Regions from separate parts of the Mus musculus genome. Here region 2 is linked to region 1. The links are chromatin contacts, found by POLR2A ChIA-PET in ENCODE. All regions are on one chromosome and are shown on one strand. The core of a region is the stretch at or near the end of the contact, and the rest is flanking DNA. Distances in the headings are between cores, read along the strand shown.

Evidence for each region. ChIA-PET counts read pairs that join two places held with the same protein, here RNA polymerase II (POLR2A).
Region 2: POLR2A ChIA-PET joins it to region 1 with 10 read pairs in embryonic stem cell. The contact joins the promoter of Rps3 here to the promoter of Serpinh1 in region 1. POLR2A ChIA-PET finds 5 or more read pairs at or near these places in 3 of 5 experiments (Patski and embryonic stem cell).

What each region holds. Positions count from the first base shown.
Region 1 is chr7:99,348,305-99,356,033 of GRCm38, forward strand. Serpinh1 (serine (or cysteine) peptidase inhibitor, clade H, member 1) reads right to left here and starts at 4,935. Exons shown (of 5, transcript NM_001111044.1): 1 at 4,749-4,935; 2 at 499-1,160. The coding sequence starts at 1,117.
Region 2 is chr7:99,478,976-99,486,704 of GRCm38, forward strand. Rps3 (ribosomal protein S3) reads right to left here and starts at 4,734. Exons shown (of 7, transcript NM_012052.2): 1 at 4,617-4,734; 2 at 3,595-3,725; 3 at 3,286-3,379; 4 at 2,722-2,816; 5 at 901-1,088; 6 at 299-495. The coding sequence starts at 4,646. The coding sequence ends at 302. Snord15a (small nucleolar RNA, C/D box 15A) reads right to left here and starts at 3,957; the gene lies at 3,810-3,957. It overlaps Snord15b (small nucleolar RNA, C/D box 14B), which reads right to left and starts at 732; the gene lies at 588-732.

The DNA of each region.
Region 1 (7,729 bases), core at 3,685-6,184:
CAGTCTCCTTAACTGTGAAATGGGGCTAACACTGCCTGCATGACTCCTTAACTCATTCTGTTGAAGCAGAGCCAATTACCGAGCCTCACAGGTTCCAACTTACACAAGCAAGAACCCTAATGTGGGGGCTGGAGAGATGGCTCAGTGGTTAAGATCTTCCAGAAGTTCTGAGTTCAATTCCCAGCAACCATCTGTAATGGGGTCTGATGCCCTCTTCTGGTGTGTCTGAAGAGAGCAATGGTGTACTCATATACATAAAGTAAATAAATATTAAAAAAGAAAAAAAGAACCCTAATGTGGTACAGTCCTACCCTAGAGATTCCTACCTGGTTCCTGGATCTGGTTTCTAGCATGAAGAATGGGCTTATCAGTAGCCCTGACTCTGCCCGTTGTGGTAGTGCTCACATGAGAAACAATGAAAGATTTCCATAAGGAGAATCAAGCTCAGGGGCCTGGGAAACAGTCTCCCCTCTCCTTCACCCCATCCCTGAGACTCACGCTTAAAGAACATGGCGTTCACAAGCAGTGCCCCATCCGTGCGCTCCACATCCTTGGTGACCTCAGGCAGCTTGCCGTCCGTGGTCTGCGAGGCCCACTCGTTGATGGACTGCAGGGCGCTGCGCTTGTCTCGGAAGTTGATCTTGGAGTGTTCGCAGTTGTAGTGTTGCTTGCTGCTGCGCACGAAGTCATCGGCGAAGCTCACGGAGCTGGGCCCGTACAGGCGGCTGCCCAGTTTCCAGGTCACGTTGCGCGCAGTGGAGTTGCTGAGGGAGCGGAGCAGCTCACCCAGCCCCGTGTGCACCTCCTCATCGCGCAGCTTCTCAGCGCTCAGCACTGCCTTCGCCTGCGACGCTGTGGTGGCTTTACCACCCAGTGACACAAGACCCAGGGATGAGGCCACCACCAAGGGTGACAGGAGGATGTTCTCCACCGCCTGGTCTTTGGCCATCGCCTGATATAGGCTGAAGGCCAGGCCTGTGCTGCGCTCTGCCAGTGTGGTCGCCTTGGAACTTAGCTTCTCCGCAGTACCAGGGGCTGCCGCCTCTAGGGGTTTCTTCACCTCGGCTGCCAGGGCCACGGCCAAGAGGCATAAGGTGCCCAGAAGGAGAGAGCGCATGGCTGGGAGGTGGGCTGTGTGCACCACAGAGGACCTGTGAGGGCTTCAGAGAAAGAGAGAGCCACCCTGAAGTTTATGCATTTCTTCCTAGCCGACCCACTAAGCCACCAAGGGGACAGGAACAAGAGAACTCAGTTCTTTATTCCAGACCTGACTCAGGGCTACCCAGCCCCTCAGAGACCTTCTTGGATTTCTTTACCTAAAACAAAGTTTTTGGTATATTACTAGGCCACCTATTGAAGTCCCCCATGGGACATTCAACACTTATACCTAATTATTCACTTATTATGACTCTCTAGGTGTCCTGAAGTAGGCTGTAGCCACTAGGGCTGGAAATCTAGCACATCTGGTTCCCTACAGCATCCCAGTGCCTGGCATTTGGCATAACTGTTTCTAAGGGTCAGGGCTACTGCCAGAATGGCACCCATGTTGGCCTTTGTGAAATCTGGCTCTAGTCTCATAGAGCCTCAGGGCCTTTGTTGGTTAGGAAAGGCAGCAGCTGGGCTGGGGGTCTACAGGTGTCTGGGCAGAGGACACAATGTGGAATGGATTTGTCAGCTGGTCCTCTCTGTGCCTTGCATTCTGCCCTGAGACATTAATAAGTTACTGCCCAGTTCACTATTAAAATGGGGGAACCCAGATGCTCTACTCTGCTGCCCCTAGGGTGACCTTGAGTGTGCACTCGCATGCATTACCAACCAGCCTCAGACTCTTTCCTTAGGGACTTAGCCTGCCCACCTACCAACAAAAAACAAAAAAAAAAAAAAACAAAACAAAACAAAAAACACCTGAACTGGATGGGAAATCCCATGACAAACGCTCTTGGGATCAAGCCTTTAGAAACTTCAAGTGGCATGGATTTCCTAAGGGAGCAACAAGGGCAAGATCCTGAGGAAGCGGGTGAGTCACAGCTCAGTGGAGCATGGACCCTTTCCCTCCATCCTTTAGGAAGCCAGAGGCACAGATTCCATTCTGCACTCCCATGGGATGGCCACATCATCATCTCTTCTAGAACCTCAAAGATCCCTTCAAGTTCCCATCCCAAACTCCGGCAGTAGCAGGAGTCCCCAAGGCAAGCCCTGTCCCCTTTTGTGAAGTCACGGGTCACAAAGGTCTCCGTTCCCACAGCCTCCTCAGCTTGCCCTCCCCACCTCTGCTTCATGCAGCAGTTCAGGTAAGTAGACCACAGAGCCGAAAGTTCAGGAAGAACCCTGGAGGAAGACGGGGTGCCCCTGATCGGGAAGACCCCCCCTTTCACAGACTTTTAGGAAGATAGAAAATTCCAAACTTTGCTGGAAGCCCCTTGAGAGCCTGGCCTGCCTGAAAGAGTGAGGGATTTTGGAGAGGAACCTATATAGCTGGGTCGGGCTGCTCCCATACCTCCTCGGCTGCTTCCCATCTAGGGACCTTGAGAAACAGCGCAAAGGCCCTGGAGGGGTTGAGGGGATGGAGGACCACGGCCTCATGGAGGGGATGAGGGAATGAGGACCACAGCCTCATGGAGGGGGCGAGGGGATGGGCACCACAGCCTCACAGCTGCCTGGGGAACAATGTGAGACCTCTCACTCTTAAGAGAGGTAGGATCCGCAAGTCCAGATTGGCTCCTTCCTCACTAGACCTCAAAGACAGGGGGACCATGTAACTCATGGTACACTCACAAATGAGAGTGAAGCAGTGAAATGATCCATGATGGGAAATATCATATCAACAGGCACGTGGCCACCCTCCTCAAAGGACCACTAATCCAGCAGAGGCCACCAGCCTGCCTAAGGAAGGGAAACCTAACCCTGCCACGTGGCACCCACCATCTTGACAGCCCCCACGCTCAGCCAACCAGGGGCTGGGAGGGGCTTCTCCAAAAAGCTCCAAATGACTAGTTAGGGATTCCTCTGGCAGCCGCAAGGCCCCTGGTGACGTGGCAGGCAAAAGCTGCTTTATCTCCATAGGCCAGCCGAGGGTAAGAACCTGGAGGCCTGGCTTGGGAACCTGGGGTGAGGAGGATTTGCCGGGGGAATCCAGGAGCCTCAGGGGTTTTAGTTTTACAACTGTGCCTCAAAAATCTGAGGGGGCAGGCAGGGCTGGGGAGAAGGGCCACCCCGTTAAGCCCAGCATTAGGGATGAAAGTAGGCAAGTCTCTGCAAGCAAGCCAACCTCCCGCAGCCCATCTGCACAGGCAAGCCCAGCCCATCTGCCACAGGGAAACGCCAGCCCTCCGGCCAAGGTTAGACATTTTACAGTACCATCAAAACAAAACCAAAAAAATATAAGATATCACAGAGCCAAAGGCCGTGTCCACCACTGGGCCAGGGAGCCTGTGATGGGAAGCCTGTAAGGGGAGCAGATGCCAGGAGGCAGGGAGGAGCACCAGGGGGTTTCTCAGACACTTGGTGGGTCTAAAGTACCTTGAAAGGGCCTCAGAGGGAGATCATTGCCTGCCTTTTTCATTCTGAAAGAAAACAGAAGAGTGAAGAAATGGGAACCCCTAGAGACGTGGGGAGCAGAGGCCGGTCGGGCCCAGTCCCCAGTGGGTACCCGGAGTAAGGAGGTGGATGACCTCTTTTGCAGAGGCAGAAACCAGGGCCCAGCTTGGGCCTCTTCGGCTCAAGCAGGTCAGGCTTTCTCCCGGGGGCTCTGCCTTCAGCAAAGCTCCCAGGCCGACCACTGTGGAGTCCTGTTACACAGCAACCCACTACAAAAACACCTCGGCAGGGAATCCTCGGAGAGAGACAAAGGACCAGACGGAAATGGGGGATGGGTACAGAACTATCAGAGAGTAGGGTGTGGCCTCGGCCTTACTTCCAGGCAACCAAAGCCCCCAGTTTTCCAAGGGCCTCCATGCGTGCCCTGGATGCCAAAGGGCCCAGAAGGAAGCACAGGAAGTTGATAGCTAGGCCGTTAGACCATACAGGGAATGGATGCCTTCTTCCTTTCGTCTGGAGGCTCAGGAATGTCCCCCAAGCTGGAGGCAGGATACCTCAAAGCCTCAGAGGAAGTCCTCGCCCTGCAGGAACCAGATGGGTGGACGGAAGGACCAGGGTGACTCAAGTCACCCAGGGCCTGTGGACCCTGACGACACCCCTTTCGGGTGAGGTGAAAGCAGAACTAATTGGTCAAGTCCGGCCACCTTCCACATAGGATACTGATTAAAAAGCGACTGCTCCCCAAAGCAAGGGGGTCCTTAACAGCTAGAGATGAGACACCAAGTCTACACCTCTTGTGCTAGGTTCAGAGGCCCCTACACAGCCTGTGGGGAGGTTGGTCTGGGATCAATCACTGCGGGTCCCTGGGCCTCCACTCCTGAGTTAGGGACTGCAGAGCTGGCCCTTCCCCGTGGACGATGGGACAGTCAGGTCTTTCCCCTCCCCTCTCAGTTGTGCAGAAGGTCACCAGCATTTAGTCCCAGCTCTACGCATTCCCTCTCACCACCTTTAACCTTCCCCGAGCTGAGACTTCTCCGTACTTTACCAGGCAGTCCGCGTACTAGACCGCAGCTCCAGGGAACCCAGGCAAGTGACAGTTCCAAGTCCGATCTTTCACTGCCCACCTGTGTCAGGACCCCAAGCTTTGGAGCGATCCGTTCCCCCTTGGCCAATGCGCAACCCCAAATCGCCCGGCCGCTCCCGCCCCTCACCTGGGCCGGGCTGGGCTGCTCCGGGACCGACAGGGCAATCGCTCCTCAGACAGGCTCTGCTCAGCTCACTGCCCCGGGCCCTGGATCTATATATGGCTGGCCCCACCCCCTCCTGCCTGTCCCAAGAAACTTCTGGAAAGTTGGAAACGCTTCCGGAGGGCGCCGTGGCTCGGAGAGGAGAAAAAAAGCCAAAGACCTCCCCCAAACCACCCTGGCTCCCGCCCCTGTGCCTGCGGGCTCTCTCCCAGCCCCTGGGTCCTACTGCCCCCTCGCCCTACTAGGTAGAGGGGACTCTCCTCCCGCACCAGCTAGACCTTGGGAGCCAGGGCATTCTTGGGATTCCGCGGTCCTGGACGTGGAAAAGCAGGGTTTAGACTCGAGAGTGAACTGAAGGCAGACAGGCTCCAAAGTCCTGCGCTCGGGGACTGGAGTTGTCGTCTTCTCGGGGTTGCCCACACAAGCCTGCTCTGATCACATATCCCTTCTGCCCCACATGACCCTGCTCTGCCCCAGTAGATCCATTGCCTACTGTTATCAAGCTTTAATCAGGGACCCCTGATGCTACTCCTTAGTCAGGGGCCCTCTCCTTTGCCTTAGGAAAAAGTCAGAGGCAGGGGTCCCTCTCCAAACCAGGGTTCACCCTTGAAACATCCCTGGGGAGGAGAGGCCCTGAGAATTCTAGCTGGACCCTCACCCTGGCAACCAAGTCTTGAACTGATTTCAGACAGACACCTAGGTGGTTCCACTGGACATGAAGTAGTATACAGCAGGGAACATCCTGGATGAATTAAATACAGCATTGTGTGACTTTCCTTCTGGGCCAGTACCCTTGGTTGATGTTAAGTCCTAACTGCCCCTTTCTCCGTCTCAAATGGGTCATCCCTGCTATCTCCTTCCCTCCCTCCCTATCTCCATTGCCTCTTGGGGCTCAGGGTCTCACTATCTCAGGCTCTCCCGCCCCACCCCACCTCTTACACTGAGATAGCTTCTTGAGCCCTGAGTTAACTGATAGTATTCTTTACTATTCTAGTGTCATGCACAAATCTGCACAACTGGGCAAAGTCCCTGCCTTCAGGACCTCCTTTGTGAGGGGTGTGTGCAGCTAGTGGGGAATTCAGTAGGTGAGGCCTGTTGTTTTAGGATCCTCCTATCTTCTGATAGTGGAATGACAGACAACAGATGGACATCACTAGAGAGGAGGTGGAGTGAGAGGCTTTTCCCCCTCTTTTCAGTGCACTGGGGCTGGAACCCAGATCCTCAGGAAAACCAGGAAAGAAAGCATCCTGCCACTGAGCCCCAGCCCCAGCCCCAGAGAGACCCTGTATGCATTCACTCACATTCAATCAACAGACTCATAAGTATTTTCTTTCTCCCAGATGCAGAGCCTGTGGAACAGATGTATCCTTGCACTCAGCATCCCAAAAGATGAGTTCTCTGCAGTTATAGAGAACAGTGGGGGAGGGAATGGACCCCCAGCCTTCCCCACTTCGGGCTGAGGGAAATATTAGATCCTAATAGACTTAGACCCCAATCAAAGGATCAGAGAGTATACGGATTTGCAAGTGACTGCCACAGATGATAATATCATTCAGAAGCCCCACAACGTCTTTGAACTTCGTGAAGGAATCTTAGCTTGGTAGGATCTCAGAGTCAAAGGTCTTGAGAAGAAGAAAAAAAAAATCATGGTACCAGGCCTAGCGTCACATGCCTGATGGCCCAGGATGCTGGAGACACTGGGTCAAGGTAAACCTAAGGTAAACGCTTAGGACTTCGTCCCTATCTGCAAACTTAGTATCCTTATGAATGTCCCCCAAAGGCAAGGGCCTGCCTCTCTCTAAGAACAGTGACCTGGCAGCCGCTATTGTTTTGTAGAACAGATCTGATCTTGAGCAAACTTTGTAGGCAAAAGGAGGGCGGTATCCATCTTTGTGGTGGCTGATTCTCCTTCCCGTCCTCCTGCATCCTCTATGTACTGCTTATGTGAATAAATCTTTGCTAGGAAAGGATTCCACCTAGATTCCAGACCCCCTTTCTATTATCATCCTCGTCTTGGCTCTTGGGGTCTTCTGGAATTCAGTTGGTAGGCTGTGAGCTGAAGGAGCAGTGTGCATCCAAGCTGGGGGTGGTGGTGGTGTGGAGGTTTGCTGGGTTATCCACAGGTCTAGTGTAAAAATCCCTTACAGCCCCACCCCCACTTCGCTCTGCTCTCCCATCTGCCAGCATCCAGGCCTCCATTGAAAGCATCCGGGCTAGCACTGGGAGGGGATGCTAAGAGAACTATGACTTTCCTGTTTTGCAGAGGGTAAACTGAGGCTCCCTGTGTTAGACAAATCCAGATCCCTCGTAGGAGTGAAAGAGTAGAGTAGAGACGGAAGCCCTCCATTTGCAGTCAGTGGAGCTGAATCCGGGAGCCGGGTGGGTGTAGGGCTGGGGCCCTCCTGCAGCATCACAGAACCCTTGTGTAGCTCACCTGGCCAGAAGCCTCCTCCATGCCTGTTGGGCTGCTGTGCCTCCTGGGTGTCTAAGCTATCTCACCCAGATTGTTAGTGAAAGTCACTGGGGACTTTGAAAGGGTGGGAGAGGTCTCACCCTCCTCCCTCTGAGTCCCTAACTCCCAGCCCGGGGTCTGGCATAAAAGAAGGTAGCGGGTGGAAGCCTTAGCCGGGCCAACGACGGACACGTGGGAATCGGCTGACTCAATCTCCTTAGAAAAGAAAAGGCCATGGCTCCTTTAAATTTCCAACATCAGCAAAAAAATGTCGAGAGCCTTGGCCACATTATTCTTAGCTCGGAGCCCAGCCCCAGACACTGGAGCCCTTCCCCCACTCTCCAGGCAGCTTGCTCCAGAGAAAGCCTCTTTTGAAGGGAGTGGGAGGAGATTCAAACAGGTCCAGAAACTCTCTGGTGTTTCAGGCCTGGATTCCTTTAGTGTCTGCAGCTCTGCTCCGGCCACCCTGTCCTGCCTAAGGGTAGGAGCCTAG
Region 2 (7,729 bases), core at 3,484-5,983, 130 kb after region 1:
GTAAGAGAAATGCACCTGCGTGCCTTCATTTACTCCACTCCCACTCAGCCTGCCTTAATACAACCCAGTACAAAGGCTTGATACTACCTTCACCAATGCCCACAAGAGGAGCTGGAAACTCTTGAGCAAAGACATCGAACTAAGTGGGTATTCACCCACTGACCGACTTGTCAATCGGACACCACATCCCAACTTGTATTCTCCCACATTAAGCTAAAATAACCCTATTCACAAACTGAAACATCAGAGGAAAGACCAGTAAAAGCAGTTTGACCTGGGAAGGTCACTGCAGACATACCTGTTATGCTGTAGGCACTGGCTGGGGCATGGCTGGTGGCTCTGGCTTCCCACCCTTCTGTTCGGAGATGGGGGTCGTGGGCAGGATTTCATCTTTAGGTTCCACGATGCTCACATGATCAGGCAGAGGCTTCTTGGGACCAATCTTACCACTTGGGTCCCAGGGCAGCATGATCTTCACTTTGATGCCCAGCACACCTAGAAGACGCCAGGGTTAGGAGTGAGCTGGCATTTCTCCACCACAGAGGATGTCGGGGAAAGCATCTATCCAAAAGCACTGAGCGCTGTTCCCTTCTCAGACAAATGCCTCTAAATCAATCAGTGCGCAGGACACTTTTGCCAAGGGAACCATGTACAGCACCACAGAACATGGCACTGACAGGGACCAAGAGCAAGACGTGGCCATTCTGACTCGTCATCGTGTCATCACTGAAGGGCACAGAAGGCTATGTCTAACAACTGATATGACCATTTCAACAATGCTACTTTTCCCAGCCCCTGAAGTGAATCCACAACTCCTCCTGAACATAAGTCTATAGAAATGCCACTCTCTGCCCTAGGCATTCCTAGCTACCCAGTTCTTAAAGGGACTCAGCTACTTACCCTGTCTGAGGAGCACATGGCGCACAGCTGTGTCGACATAGTAGTTAACAGGGTCTCCACTGTGAATCATCAGACCATCCACAAACTTCATGGACTTGGCCCTCTGTCCTCGGAGCTTCCCAGACACCACAACCTCGCAGCCCTTGGCCCCACTCTCCATAATGAACCGAAGCACACCATAGCAGGCCCTTTGGAAGACAAGATTCATCTGGTATTACCAAAGACACAACCTGCCTATTTGGTTTTCACATTAACAACTCTCCAATGGTAGACAGAAGAAACAACCAGTTATACCAGAACAGCCATTCACTGACCAAATGCTTTCCAGCCTTGGCCTGCATACTAGAATCACCTCTAGAAAATTTTATACCCCCATGCCCAGGTCCTTCTCTAAGCCAGTTATCTGGGCTGGCCAAACTCAAAGAGAGGCATGTTTTTACATCTCTTACTAGTTAAACTATTACCATGCAGCATGCACATGACGTGACTGCATGGAGGCCAGGAGACAACTAGAGTCAGTTTCCTTCCTTTAGACACCAAACCCAGGCTGTCAGGCTCAACTTTGTCTGGTGGCCAAGGACCTTTGCTGTCAGGACAAGGTTGCAGAAGATCCACCACACTGTCTTGAGAGCTATGGATTAAAGGTGTGCAATACCACAAGCCACACCTGGCAGGAATATGCATTTTTTGAGAAGTACACAAAACTCTCGTAAGTGCAGGCCATGGGAGGCCCCTCCACCTCCAGAATCCACCCCACCAGGAAACCTAAGCATTAATAGCACCAAAAAACCCTTTTGCCTATACAACACTAGAAAGCTAGGAGTGGTGGCCCACACCTTTAATCCCAGCACTAGGGAGGCAGAGGAAGGAGGATCTGAGTTCGAGGCCAGCCTGGCCTAAGGTCACAGAGAAACAAAATCCGGTTAAAGCCAGGTGTAGTGGCACACACCTTAATTTCAGCAAGCAACCTGACTTGGAGGTCAGCTAGGCTATACAGTGAGACCCTGACTCTCAACAAAGAACCAAATTGGCCTTCTCAACATCTAATCCTTATAACAAAGGCAAGGTTGTACAACTCCTGAAACAATGTCAGGCCCCTTACCTGATCGTTACATCACTTCTCAGTGCCATAAAATTTACAGGAAACGTTGGGTTTTTGAGAGGGCCTCCCCTGAGACTAGCCTCTGTTTTGAGGCTAAGGCTGGCTTTGGAGCTTTGCATTGCTGATTTTCTACCTCCAGTGCGAAGATTGGGGGGTAGGCATTATGAACCCTGGCCAATTGCTAGTGTAAATGTCTTTCCCTTTAGAACTGCTATCTCTATATCCACACAGTGAATGCATTAGTTAGTAGAGCTGCATGACTTCTAGCTTGTTTTGAAACCTGCACTGCCAAAGCTACAACTCCCAACCAGATACTCCTCCCAGGTACAGTAACAGGCAGGATGCTTTCCTGCTCACCTATCAAGGGTCCTTGCTAAACCTCACAAAGCGGATGCCCCTCCCTGTTATGATTCTATCTACTCGTTTCATTCTCAACATACCCACAGCATTCCCTCGTCAGAGCACTGACCATTTTTTCGGGGCTCATCCCACAGCCCAGGCTGGTCCTCCCAGTGCTGGCATACAGGCATGTGTCACCAACAATAGGTCCTTCATCCACCAGCCTACTACTAGCCTAGTTAGCCTAACTAGGTTCAGTGGGGGGATGGGCTACACCACCAGAGACTAGATGATTCTGTCAATCAAGTTATTTGCTAACAAAAATGCTAGCACACACTAATCCACAGGAGGGCATGACCATCAAGTCTCAGGACACTCACCTTCGAACCGCAAGCCCTCCAAGGAGTTTGTAGCGTAGAGACTCTGCCTGGGCAATGGCACACAGACCTCTTGTGGCCACTTTCTCTGCATAAAGCTTTAAAGAAAGCAAAGTACATTCCTGTCACTCACCCATCTTCAATTAAGCCATTGTAATATCCCTTAGATACTCAAGTACCACGACTACCCACACAAGGCAGCGATGAAGGCTGAATCGCCCTTCTACTCTGGTTCCTCACAACCACACTAAGGATAGCCAGTCACCCATGCATTATTTCTACATTCGACCACCAGAATATCATACTGTTTGTGGTTTAAGACAGGGTCTCACTACAGCAGCCCTGACTAGCTCTGCCCCGCCGTCATCCTGCCTTCTGCGTGCCAGGACAAGAATATGGGCCCCCGCCATGCATGGCAATCGCTCTGCTTTTAAGGAAATTTTGGCAGAGCATCAAGTACCTGTGACTGTCACTGGCCATGTCAGGTTTTCAGAAGTACAATTCTATAGCAGAAGCCACATCCCAACTCAGTCTAAAACCCCCGGGAGATAAAGCAGAGGAACTCACCTCTACGCTGCCTTCAGGGAAGCCAAAGCGCTTCTGGACAACTGCGGTCAACTCTCTGATCCGACGACCCTTCTCCCCAAGAACATTCTGTGTCCTGTAGAGGGGAAGCGCAACCATTTACTCAAGATCCCACCTGCCGCCCACCACAACGCCAGCACACACGTTAAATGGAAGGTAAGTTCTTCCCAAATGCAGTTCTAACAAAGCAGTTACACCCACTGAGGCCAGATTTACTGCTTGGTTGGCCCAAGTTTACACAGCATCTCAGTACACACAGTATTTACAGGTGACAATCAATGGTATTTCTACCTGGTGGCTAAAATAATGATTTCTGTCCTGGTTGGTGTAACTCGGACTTCAACTCCAGAGTAGCCATCTTCAGCCAGCTCCCGAGTGAGAAATTCATTCAGCTCAGCTTTGAAGATGCCATCAGCTACAAACTGAACCAAAGGAAACAAGTTACCTCTGAGGTGAAGACAGGGTTAGTCAGAGCAAGCCCAATGGCCCTACAGAAAAGCAGCAACCCTTCTCAGACAAATGCCTCTTGGTCATCTTTAGGAAGTTTCTTTTGACCACAGTGCTTTCAGCTGTGCCACAGAACGCAGCATAGTGAGGCATCTTGGACAAAGACAACACTTCCTACTCAGACTCGTCATCACCTCTTCATCGAAGGGCTCTACGGCATAATCTACACCCAAGAGACAAAGAAAAATCTGTCTCCAAGTAGCACATGTACAGCTGGGACTGTAAGTTGTACCTCGGATAGGAGAGGAATCCTGACTCAAAACAGGTTTATCATCTGTGTGCATAAGCACAAACGACAGACCATCTATTTCTAAACCTGGCAACCTGCACACTTTTCCCCCATGAAATGATAACCACAGGGACGCTGCAGCTCCGGGTCCCGAGTGAACACGGCAGCAGTCAGTAAGTAGGCTTTCAACTATGGCCACTTGCAGGATCACGCGACTAAGAGAAGGGACTGCTAAACTTCACTTACTAAAGAAACTGGACTAGATCTGATGGCACACGCCCTCTAACTGTGCCACAGGATTACTATTATGGAGACCAAGAAACGCTCAAAGGTGTCTAGTCCGGAACTGGAGGCGCCCGGTGTTCGAGTCGGTCCAGAACTCGAGGAGTTTGTCCCTCCCTTGCCCAGGCACACAGCACTCGCCCGGCTCCGGCCCAATACACAATCTACGGCCATCCGAGGCTCGAAGAGACGGCAGGCGGCCCCAGACGCTCCACAGGACTGATCACGGAGCCACAGGCCTCCCTGGCACTTGTAGAACCCGCGGCGGACTCCCGAACCGGGCCCAGACGCTTACCTTCCTCTTCTTGGAAATCTGCACCGCCATCTTGCAGCCGCGCGCCGCTGAAAGGAAAGGAAGTGGCTCGCGGGCGGAAGTAGGTATATAGGGCGGGAGCAATGACGCCGCGCAGCGCGGCGACCCTTGCAAGTGTTCATGGGAAATGAAGTTTTGCATGGGAAATGAAGTTTTGCGTCTAAAACGGCGTAGGGGGGGTGTAACCTAGCAACCTGTAATGTAGGCGGAACAGGAAGTAGACATCTAGTTCCGGTCTGAAAGTGCTCTGTACTCAGCAAGCTTGGGGTTCCAGCACTAACGAAGTAGAGGGTCACAAGTTTAAGGTCATCATTGACTACATAGCGAATTCGAGGCCAGCTTGGCCTTTATGAGTTTCTGACTCAAAAGTAAAAACGTAAATAAATAAAAAATTTGAAAAGAGCAACCTTCAGACTAGAGGTGCAAACCACAGGCATAAGCACACACTAACAGATTTTACCACCTTCACGTTCACGCTAATGAAAACTTTCATTGAAATGTATTTAGAGGACCAGCTGGATGGCTCAGTAAGTTACAGAGTGAGTGGGACAGTAGAAAACCATGGCTGCGTATACATATATGCAAGCATAAAACACATGCGTGCGCACATGCACACAGATTTAATATTATTACAAAGGTAAACCCTGATCCATGAGATGGGCTTATTTGTAGGATTTCTGGTAGTGAGCACCTCCACTAGAACCTGTGGGAAAAAAAAATTTTATTTTTTGGTTGTTTTGTTTTGTTTTGTTTTTCCGAGACAGGAACTTTTTTGACTCGCAGCAGGGTGGAATACCAGCAGCAGGGGCTTGTCAAAATAATAAAGCACCAGGGCTTCGGGGACAGACTGTTGAATAGTATAAATCTAGGCCATAGGACCTTCCCTTCACACAGACCCTGATGTCCACACAAGCAAAAGTTCATTGCCCAGAGGCAGAACCTGCTGATATAACTTGTACTGCAGTGTGTGGCTCACTTCACACTGGAAACACGGGAGTCTGTTTCACCCTGTATTAATCCCACGGAACAAAAGTAAAAACTATTACTTAAACTCTTTTAGACAAATTAAGCAAGTTTTATTTTCTATCAGACAGGGCTATCTCCCTAAAGTGGAGTTTTAAAGAATAGCATCAAACATAGAAGTGGAATTTATATAACTCAAAATTTCTAAGACTAGGTGGTTTCCAAGGGAAGAGAGATTTCCAGGGGAATGTTGGCTACACAGGAACTTGGCAGAACATCTTATCAGGGTGGAAGTCAGGGTATAATGGAGTATGGAACATGTCAAATTCCAGAAAATGGGTTGACGACAGGATCAAACCCAAGTGTTACAGAAAACAGGAATGAACTTATTTTGACCTTGTAACAAGATGGCTTCTAATCATGGGACAGAGTCAGACTGGTCTGTCACCTGATGAAGCTGTTTCTCCATTTCTAGTGCACCACAGCCATGGCTGCCTTCTTATAACTATCTCCTTGTATCTGAAGACCTGTGCCAGCTACCCTGATGGCCGTGCTCAGAAAATTCAATGATGCCTCTCACACTAAAATCATGACTCAGGGCTGGAGAGATGGCTCAGTGGTTAGAAACACTGGCTTGCCTACCAGAAGACCCATGTTCAACTCCCAGTCCTACATGGCAGCTTACAACTGTGACTCCAGTTTCAGGTGCTCTGATACCCTTACACAGATATGCATGCAAGCAAAACACCAGCACGCATGAAATAAAAGTAAATACCTTTTTAAAAATGACTCTGCTGTTTATACTCAGGATGTCAATACTGATGGAGGGCACCTGACCTTGAGTGCTGAAGTCACAGCGGCCAGTCTCTGCCCTAGGTAAATTCCAGGGGTTCACAGTCTTATACACTTTCTCTCTTTCTTTCTTTCTTTCTTTCTTTCTTTCTTTCTTTCTTTCTTTCTTTCTTTTTTCTTTTCTTTTCTTTTTTTTTTTTTTTGAGACAGGGTTTCTCTCTGTAGCCCTGGCTGTCCTGAAACTCACTCTGTAGACCAGGCTGGCCTTGAACTCAGAAATCTGCCTGTCTCTGCCTCCCGAATGCTGGGATTAAAGGCGTGCACCACCACGCCTGGCTTCTACCTTAATTTTTGAAGTAGGGCCTCTTACTGAACCCGGGACTCTCCATTCCAGTTAGGCCTGCTGGCCATCAAGCTCCTAAAATCTTCCTGTCTCCACCTCCAAGGCTGAGGTAACTAACAGGCTTGTGTGACCATTACCCCACTTTACATGAGGGCTCCATGTATTTGAGCAGGACACTATAGTGGCAGGAGAATGTGAGAGGCAAAGTGAAGCAGGAACCTCTGAACTGAGCAAGGTGGCTCATGCCTGTAAGCTTGAAGTAGAATAAGGTAGGAAAACAGTTATTAGCTATTTGTCTAGAGACTCACTTAGTGACTTACTCAAAGCACTGCTTGTACTGCCTGTCTAGCAAGCATGACGTCATTTGCTACCTGGAATAAAATGATGTGGAGAAATCGCTGGGCCAATGGGTTACTGTGCTTAACTTGCTAACTGTCAAGTATGCTTCTGTGGAATCCTGCTTGCATTCCTGCCCCACCTTGTGTTTTAGGGTATAAAATGAGAATGCAAAGTAGACCAGGGAATCAAAGCTTTTCAGGGTCTCTCCTGGCTTCTGTCTATCTGGTGGCATCTCTCTTCCACTCTCGTTGGTATCAGAGGGCTTATTCCAGAACAATTCCCACAATAATCTAACATTTGGGAGGTGGAGCCAGGAGGATCAGGAGTTCAAGATTGTCCTTGGCTACAGGTGGAATGTCAAGGCCAGGCAGGGCTGCACCAGACATTGCTACAAAAATAAAACAAAACAATAGGAGAGGTGGCTCAGTGGTTAAGAGAACTGACTGAACTTTCAGAGGTCCTGAGTTCAATTCCCAGCAACCACATGGTGGTTCACAACCATCTGTAATGGGATCTGATACCCTCTTCTGGTGTGTCTGAAGATAGATACAGTGTACTCATGTACACTAAATAAATAATGAGAGAGAGGGGGAGAGAGAGAGAGATATGCATGGTGGCAAATGCCTTTAATCCCAGTACTTGGGTGGCAGAAATGGGA